2 separate regions of the Homo sapiens genome follow, and region 1 is linked to region 2. The links are chromatin contacts, found by Hi-C or POLR2A ChIA-PET in ENCODE. All regions are on one chromosome and are shown on one strand. The core of a region is the stretch at or near the end of the contact, and the rest is flanking DNA. Distances in the headings are between cores, read along the strand shown. Region 1 overlaps ARID1B (AT-rich interaction domain 1B). Region 2 has its middle 80 kb from the start of ARID1B.

Region 1 (4,522 bases), core at 1,138-3,637, 220 kb after region 2:
GTTCATCAGACATCTTATTTACCCAACACTCGTCATTTCCTTCTTTTAAAAAGCATCTATTTTTATGGCCTTTAAAAAAAGCTATTTGAAGAAGTTGCTTCCATTTTAAAGTATTTTTACATCCTAGCTTACTTCCTCAGACTTCATTAACCGAGATTTAATACTTTTATATAGAAGGGGAAAGCTCCTTCAATGCTGTGGTTTAGTTTTTGTTTTGTTTTGCTCTAACGTTTCTGCTTGCCTTATGTTTCCCCGTTGTCAGGTCTCGATGCATCACATGCAGGTCTGCTTCCCGGTCCCCTCTTAGCAAGCTCTCATGACCTTTCTCTCTCCTCCTAGTACCTTTAGACTCAGAATCGTTTTCCTTTTACCTCTGACTCCTGTTCTGCTTCAGACTTACTCTCCTAAGATACTGGAAGAGACCTCCTTTCCTGTTAAGGCACACATTTCTCCAGGAACCTTCACCCATCGTCTCCTGGCAGATGTTGTGTGTTAAGTGTCAAGGCCAGTGTTCCAACAATCAGGTAACTCAAAGAGAGTTGCCTGGCCGCAGACAGGGGGCTGTCTGTCAGTACCCTTTCTTGTGACCGAGGTCTTCTGCTGGTCTGGAACAGTTGGCATCCTCGCACAACCCTGTCTGTTTTCATGGCTTTAAGGGACACTGTTGTGCCCTCATAGCCAGAAAAACCTTTTTCTTTTCTTAGAGAAGAGTTGTAGCAAGTAACCCTATTTAAGAAGTCACCATTTTTTTTTTAGAGAGTATGGATCTTTTTAAAAAACCTTAGTGTAAAGCAGCAACATAATTTCAAACTTGGCTTTTATACGTATAGTTTCTCTTCAAGTTGATATAGTTGTTTCGGATTCTTAAGAGAAATAATGGGTATTATGAAAGTGTACTTATTTACCTCAGGGTCTGTTGGACAAGCAAAACATAAACCATTTTATGAGCCCCTTTGGGCTTGGGACTGTTTTGCATGTGGGAATCTAGTGTTGAGTCAGACGTTGTTGCTGACCTAAAGGAGCCCCTAGTTGAACAGGAGGGTTGACGGTGCCGTGGGAGGGGTGTGTTTCAAGCTGTGATTCTAGTGTTGTGAGGCTTAGGAGAAGATGTTGATAAAAGTGTCTCAGAGGAAGTCTGGAAGAATGAGGAAGACTTTGCTGGTGAGAGAAGAAGTGATCCTGGGATAGGGCCAGTTCCTTGTTAGTGAAAATAGAGGGGATGCCCATTCCTGAGAGATACTGAAGTAGACAATGAGGTCAGTTAACAGTCAAGGTCATTTAGATGGAGCATATTAATTATGGTGGGAACTGGTGATTTATATTGCCTTTGCCTCAGTGATTAAAAATGAAATGAGGTTATTTATTGTTCAATATCATTTAAAACAGAAAATAGTACTAGTTTAGCAGTTAACTTCTAGCAGTAGATCACTTGGTAGTTGGACCAAGTGGAAATCTGAGTCTACTTTTATGAGAGTAGGTAGATGGGTGTTTAAATGATATTTTCTAAAATATCTTTCTTCAGACATCTTTTTGGTCAGCAATTTTTAAAAGAGATGCCGTGAACTGGAAGTACTTGGCACATGGGCAATCATTTGGAAAAGAACAAAATAGTACTGGAACATGGGGGTAAAATAGGTTTCAATTTTTTAACATAAAATATCCATCATAATCCACATAGTAAGCAAAATCTTTCAAAGGAGCTTAACTTAGAAAAAATACTTTTTTTAAAGCTAAAAACATAGTGAAATATATTTTTGATTTAAAGCTTGTAACAGCATGCCACTCAAGTCATTGAAGGAACACAGAAGTCACATTAGGGACAGAGGCTGTGATCCATTGTGGGGTAAACAGTTCCTTATATTGTTGTTATTTATATTATGCAAATCTGTTTCTTATATAGAAATAAGACCAAAATTTAATTTATAAGCCAATCCTGCAGATTTTGGGGGAAAATTAACCTTACAAGGCCTGTGGAAAGCCACTGAAGTGTTCATTTCACTTATTTTAAGATTTTATTATAAGAGCAAAAAAACAAGGACATATATAGTTTGTTGCCATTAATTGCTTAGTTTTTGGATATTAACACAGTCTATTAACTCAGTAAAAACCAGAATATAGTTAATGTTATTCTTTGTTTTAAAGGATATTATTAGTGAAGACTTGGGTTATGTTTGAATTTTGAATCTTTTTCTTTCTTCTTGCTACAGTTGTCTCAGGCTTTGAACCATTGCTGAGGGAGATTTCCTTTTAAGTTTGAAGAGCTTGTAAGCATCCGAGGAGACAACTTCTGGGTCACTTAGTGGCTGAGCAAGGCCTATTCCTAGACTCTGATTGTTGACTTGGGGCTTCTAACCTTGTGTTGGGGCCGGTTTTGGGAGCACAGAGGTGGGGTTAGATAGGCTGCAGGAGCCACCAGCCTGCCTGCGCTCGCTCTGGCAGGATGACTGATGCCAGGAGGATGGGAATGAGGACTAGTGACCTTCCTCTCTCTGTTCCCTTTTTCTCCCTTGGGGGAAAAACTAGTATAGTAAAAGCTCAGCACTCGTTTTGAATATAGGTGTAATTTGCTGCGTTAACAGTTTCAGTTTATTGTGTGTTTTGGTGGCGTTATTCCTGAAAGCTTCTTAAAATAAAAAAAGTAGAAAAAAAGACCCATTGAAGAATGAAGAAAAATAACATTTTGAGAATGTTAGAATGTCTTTTGGTATGAATTTGGTTTTCTTAATTGCTGTAGAAATCAGGGTGAATCTGTAGTTAGTTGCAACTATGTCTGCCTGGGCCTTTGCTTTTCCTTAATAGTAGCAGAAGAAAGCAAGAGAAAAATCCTCAGATTTTATACACATCACTTCTAGTATCGAAGCATTTTTGGCTTTTAATGGAAAACTTTCAGTGTTTTTTTAATATGTTTTGAAGTATAATTGGGAATTTAATTGCATTGGATCATAATTTGATAATGCTATGTATTCATTTTCATATTTAACATATATTTTAAGTTTTTTTTTTCTTTCTAGTACCAGAATTAAAACCAGGAAGTGAGGAATTATATAGTAATAATATTTTCAATACTAATTTTAGAAAGGGGATGGAAGGCTCCTCCTGAGAAGAGTAGCCAGGAAGCCAGGCAGGCCTGGAGTGTGTGGCCAGCTGTGTCCTGGTTTGAAGCATCTCAGACACTGTTGGGCAGCTGCTTAGCCCAGTTTAACTGAAATGTGGAGGAGATCACATCAGCTGGGCATGACTGTCTACCATGGAGGCAGGAGAGGAAAACCTTAGATTGTTGAAGATGTATTTCTTAGTTGGGCGTGTTAGCGGACATCTGTAGCTCCAGCTGCTCAGGAGGCTGAGGCAGGAGGATCCCTGAGCCCAGGAGTTCAAGGCTGCAGTGAGCTCTGATCGCACCACTGCACTCCAGCCTGGGTCACAGAGTGAGACCTTGGCTCTTTAAATGAATGAATGAATGATATATTTCATCAAAGGCTAAAGAAAAACTTCAAACACCTTAAGAGGAGGGTTTAGTCTAAAGAGCAATTAAGCTTCACCTCCTTCTCTGATCCTAACACTGCTATAACTAACTGTAGGTGGGTGATCCCTCTCTCCCGCCAGAGGAGGATTTATGGAATTGAACCAGATGTCTTCACGCATGAGTGGACATTGCCTTGTTCTCTAGTTTTTAGTCCTAGTTCCCCAGACTCAGCAGCCAGTGGAAGAAGAAGCCTGCTCTTCTAAACCAGAAAGTTGGGTAGAACTGGCGCTCTCCGAGCAAGCCTCCTCATTGCACCCCTTCACCTCCCTCCCCTTCAGCTCCCTGGGCCTGACAGCCCATCTGTCTTCCTCTCTGATACCCTGCTCCTGCCCCCATTGGTATTGAGGGATGAAGTTGGGAAGAGAATGCAGTGTGCAGTTAAAAGTATCATCGAGGCTCATTATATATTCACTAATTCTCTTTCCTTGATATTTATATTCTGACACAAGGGAAATTGGGGAATTATTTTTTTCCTGGATTGTTTTTTTGCTACTCTCAGCTGCTTTCATTTGTCTTTAACATGCTCATTTCAATATGTTAAACTATGAAAAATGAAATAAAACATAATTTATACATAAAGTTCTTTCTTCATCAGTTTCTTTGATTTTTAAAATTTTTAATTAGAGTAACAAGCTCTATGTATATTGTATTCCAGAGGAAGATTATCTTCAGATGTTTGAAATGTAGCATTATTTTTAGCATTTGCTAATGTGGGCAGTGGTCACCTTTTTCTTTTTTTCTGCAAAAGAAAGAACAGAACCAGCTTAGGTCACTGATTGATTTTCCCCAAAGTGCTAGGCTTTTGGGAGAGGAATGGGTTTATGTCTCTTTGCATTAGCCTAGGGAGACAGAAGAAGATGGTGTCAGGAAGTCGGGCAGGGAAGGCCCTTTGGTATGTATACAGCTGTGGTTTTCTTTTCTTTCTCTTTTTCTTGTTCTTTTCTTTTCTTTTTTTTTTTTGACAGAGTTTCACTCTCGTTGCCCAGGCTGGAGGGCAGT
Region 2 (4,126 bases), core at 1,465-3,964:
CTGAAGGGTCCTCCCAACCCCACAGCTTTGGCGGGATCAGTTGGGGGTCTGTGTTGAGATACCCCACGTTCTCCCTCTTCCCAGCCCTGCTTCTCTCTTGTTCTTCTGCTGGTGGGAGAACAGGGCTTCTGCCTGTGCATTGCCAGCTCAGAGTCTGTTTCCAGGTAACCCTCTCCTGCTTCAAAATGTTCCAAGAGCTGCCCGTTGGCCTCAGAATGAAACCTGCAATGATTGTCATTTCCTGCAAGACCTGACACAGCAGAGTCACTTACTGTCTGTCCTGTTTCTTCTCCTGCCCCTCCTCCTGCCTCACCCCATTCCAGCCGCCCTGGTCTCAGGAATCCCCACAGCGCCTCTATACTTGCTGTTCTCTCTGCCTGGACCCTCGGCCTCTGGGGTTCACTTCATTCTTCCAGCCCACCCCGTCAGAGAGGCCTGTCTAAAATATCCCCTAGCTGGGCCCCAATGCCCCTCTATCCCTGTACCCTACTTCTTTTTCTTTTTCTTTTCTTTTGTCTTTTTCTTTTTCTTTTTTTTTTTTTTTTTTCTTTTGAGACGGAGTCTCGCTCTGTCACCAGGCTGGAGTGCAGTGGTGCGATCTCGGCTCACTTGAACCACCTCCCAGGTTCAAGCTATTCTCGTGCCTCAACCTCCCGAGTAGCTGGGATTACAGGCACACGCCACCACGCTTGGCTAATTTTTTTTTTATTTTTTATTTTTATTTTTTTTTTTAGTGGAGACCAGGTTTCACCACGTTGGCCAGGATGGTCTCAATTTCCCGACCTCGTGATCCGCCCACCTCGGTCTCCCAAAGTGCGGGGATTACAGGCATGAGCCACTGCCCCTGGCTCTTTATAGCATTGATCATTCCCTGAAATGATCGTGCATACTCATTTGCTTATAAGTACTAGAATGTTTCCCAAAGGCAGGGACTTGCTCTGCCTTCTGCCCTATGGTTCTCCCAGCAACTAGAATCCCTGGCACATACTAGGCACTCCAGAAACATTTGTGGAAAGAATTAATGAATTAGAGCTAATGCACACTGAGCATATAACTCAGTGTATACCATATGTCAGGGCCTCACAGATAGTACATTATTATTTTATTATATTTCTTGTCTGTCCAATTCAGACAGAGAATGTCAGACAAGGTCCTTTTTTTGTATCCCTTTCTATAGCACCAGGCACAGAAGCCCTCCATAAATACTTCTTAACTAGACTTAATATGTTCTAAAGCCAATGGTGAGATAGAACTGAGATTATTTTTTTCGTGGCTGGCTATCAGTTCTATTTCATTTGAATGGCCAAGATTCTCTCACAGCACATCAGGTCTCTATTAAAATTAATTATGATCAGACTCTATCCATCCATCACTTAGGGAGAAAAGATGACAGAGGTGTCCCTCCAAAGTCATCCTGGCCACTCCTGGAGGTGGAAGATTGCTCTGGGGCCCAATGTGACGTGTCTTCACTCTAATCATCAAATATTTTTAAATATTACTCAATAATCTCTAAGAAACTACAAAAAGGGAGGTCATCAATGTGAGTTCTGCCCCCAAAATCACTTAAAGTCCAAACTTGGCAGAGAAGAGAGGCCCCATCACTCTGCACCTGTTCCCTAGCCAGTTCTCACGGCCCAGGGCAATTTCCCCTTTCACTTCCCCTCAAGGGGAATGTACCGCCAAGCACTCCTACCTGGTTTGACATCCCATGTTCATGGCTGGATAATGACAGAGCCCTTCATGAATTCTATGGCATGCAGTATCTTCTGCTCTGCCATGTTCAGGGAGGAGAGAATACACATGCACAGCTGAAATCCCCTAGACAGTTACCATGTATCTATCTCCGTTCAGTGAAACAAGCCTGCAGAATGCTGTGAGCATTCTTTGTTCTTCTTCCTTTTTTGCAGATGTAAGAAAACCTAAGAAAGGGAAGCCATGTCCCTACCAGTAGGAACGCTTTCAAAGGAAGGGAAGGATGTGACAGCTGGGTGCCAGGCATGGTCCTAGAGAAACTGACATCCATTTTGTACTTTAATCCACATCAGGACACTTCAAGGTAGCTGATATTGTCTTCAATTTGCAGATGAGGAAAGAGATTAAAGAAATTAAGTGATATACGTTGGGTCATGTGGATGATAAATCATACACCAGGATTTGAAGTAAGCTTCCTCTGATTCCAGAATGTCTTCTAAGAATCTGCTACACTGCAACGTGCCTTTGGGCTGGTTAGTTACTCCCTTGAGTCCAAGCTTGGTTATCTTCCTTAATAGCTCCCTCTCTGCCCTGGATCCTATTTTTAAAAAACAACAGCTATAAAAAGTTACCCTACCAGATTAAAAAAGTCACCAATCTACAACAATTAAAACAGAACGGTGAGCAGTAAAACAGCAGTTCAAATATAAACTCAGGTGTGTGATAAAAGGAGCATTTCAGATCAATGGAGGACAAGAAGATTGTTCTATAAATGGTATTGGAAAACCTGGTTAGTGAAACAATTAGTAGATGCCCAATAAGTGTTTGTAATTTGTTTTACTGTAAAATTAAATGAGATAACACATGTTCTCCAGCTTCCGCAGTGACTGCTAAGAAAAGAGAGTCAGTGTAACTTTTTGAGGTCTGGACTTCCTAAGTCTCTCATCTAGATAGCACCCAGACCTTCATTCCTTAAAAAAATCTCCTACAATACTTTCAAATTTACAAAGTGCTTTCACTACCCCATTAGTGCAGGGCAGGTGTTCTTATTCTCACTTTCTATATATGGACACTGAGACTCAAGAGAGGTTACAATCGCAGCTGGCGTGGCCGTGTGAAACTTAAAGACGGCTTCCTGGTTCCTCGTGCCATGGTCTTAACACTAAACTCTCTATATATAGTCTCTCCCCACCCCCACCCTCATGTTCACACCACAAAATTTAACAATGGAAAACAAATAACATCAATACTTTACCAAGAGCACAGTAACTAGGTTAATTTCTATGTAATCCCAATCAGTCTTTGCCCATAGCACACATTTTACAACATTATCGTCATAGTTTAATTACAATTTAGTGGCCCATTTTCCCACTTAACAATGCTGTTTACAGTTTTGTAGCAAATGACTGATGTGCATCTTTCCTGTCTCTTGCACACTTCTCTTCTTTAAAGTCATCCATGTAAATCTCCATCTCTAATCCAATTGCTCTTAAATGAATTTCGTTCACTTGAGTGACTGCATTCAGTTGTGTTCCCCTTTACAGGCAGTCATTTATCGCTCTTCCCCCAGCAAGAAGTCCTGTTTCTTTTCCCAATCCATAGGTGACTTTAAATGTTGTTTGGTTTCCTGGGCTTTCAGGATTTCTCTCCTGCAGGTGAACCGCCAGGAGCTCTTCTTCTGCAGGTTCCTGCCTAGGTGTGAGCAGCATAAGGAACTGTCTCTTGCCTTCTTGGAGTTTATGACTATGGCACTCCTGTTAAGGAATCACTCCTCACTCCTTTTTTAACCTGTGGCTTTCCAATTTCACTTCCCCAGGCCAGTCATCACTAAAACCATGACTCACCCCCATGGTTTCCTCTCTGGCAAGGGAGAAATTTCAAACCTGAACATTTTCATCACCGTTATGTATACAGTATGATTCACGGAGACTCTATTAGCGTATTAAGTAAGTCATTATTTTCAATCGTCTACACTGTATGTTAAAAAACAGAGGCATTTTACTGCATACTTAATGTTCTATTCCCCCCATTTAGTAGATGGAAATGGCCTCATAGAAACATATCTGACTCAACCAGTCTCTGTTTGGAAACAATATAGAAAGAGACACAGAAAAGATACATTTTTTGGTCAGTGCCTGTCTTAAATGCTCCATAAGGTCAAGTTCAGTCAACTTGAAATAAGGAGTTATGGGGTCTTAACAAAGTAGCGCTCAAATAGTCTGTCAATAAATATCTATTGAATGTCAGCACCCAACTCTGTAGAAATGGCTGAAGGGAAATGCTGCTAAAAGCCACCTTGTCTGACAAACACATACACTGGCAAAATCTGCCAAAAGAGGGTGACATAAAATGAAGGTTGTAATGTTTTTAAAAGGTTGCTTTTGATCAGGCTATAACTGTAAAGTGCTTTCACTTAATTAAAATAGAGATGATA

Evidence for each region. Hi-C counts contacts between places; a loop is a spot of excess contacts on that map. ChIA-PET counts read pairs that join two places held with the same protein, here RNA polymerase II (POLR2A). Pooled maps may share reads with other maps.
Region 1: a loop to region 2 is called in a pooled map, with 3 times the contacts of the local background. The contact joins two enhancer-like sites. A Hi-C loop is called at or near these places in 10 of 37 single-sample maps with no recorded cell type and 6 of 50 pooled maps. POLR2A ChIA-PET finds 5 or more read pairs at or near these places in 1 of 52 experiments (GM12878).

What each region holds. Positions count from the first base shown.
Region 1 is chr6:156,916,391-156,920,912 of GRCh38, forward strand. The region is part of intron 3 of ARID1B (AT-rich interaction domain 1B); the gene reads left to right. Among named protein-coding and RNA genes, the nearest start is that of MIR4466, 140 kb to the left of the region's middle. RefSeq lists an enhancer at 1,065-1,124. Within about 2 kb of position 2,388, at least 3 of the 41 ENCODE cell types and tissues checked have a DNase peak (open chromatin) inside an H3K27ac peak, as active enhancers do.
Region 2 is chr6:156,695,702-156,699,827 of GRCh38, forward strand. No RefSeq gene overlaps it. Among named protein-coding and RNA genes, the nearest start is that of ARID1B, 80 kb to the right of the region's middle. RefSeq lists enhancers at 1,361-1,410, 3,151-3,390. Within about 2 kb of position 2,715, at least 6 of the 41 ENCODE cell types and tissues checked have a DNase peak (open chromatin) inside an H3K27ac peak, as active enhancers do.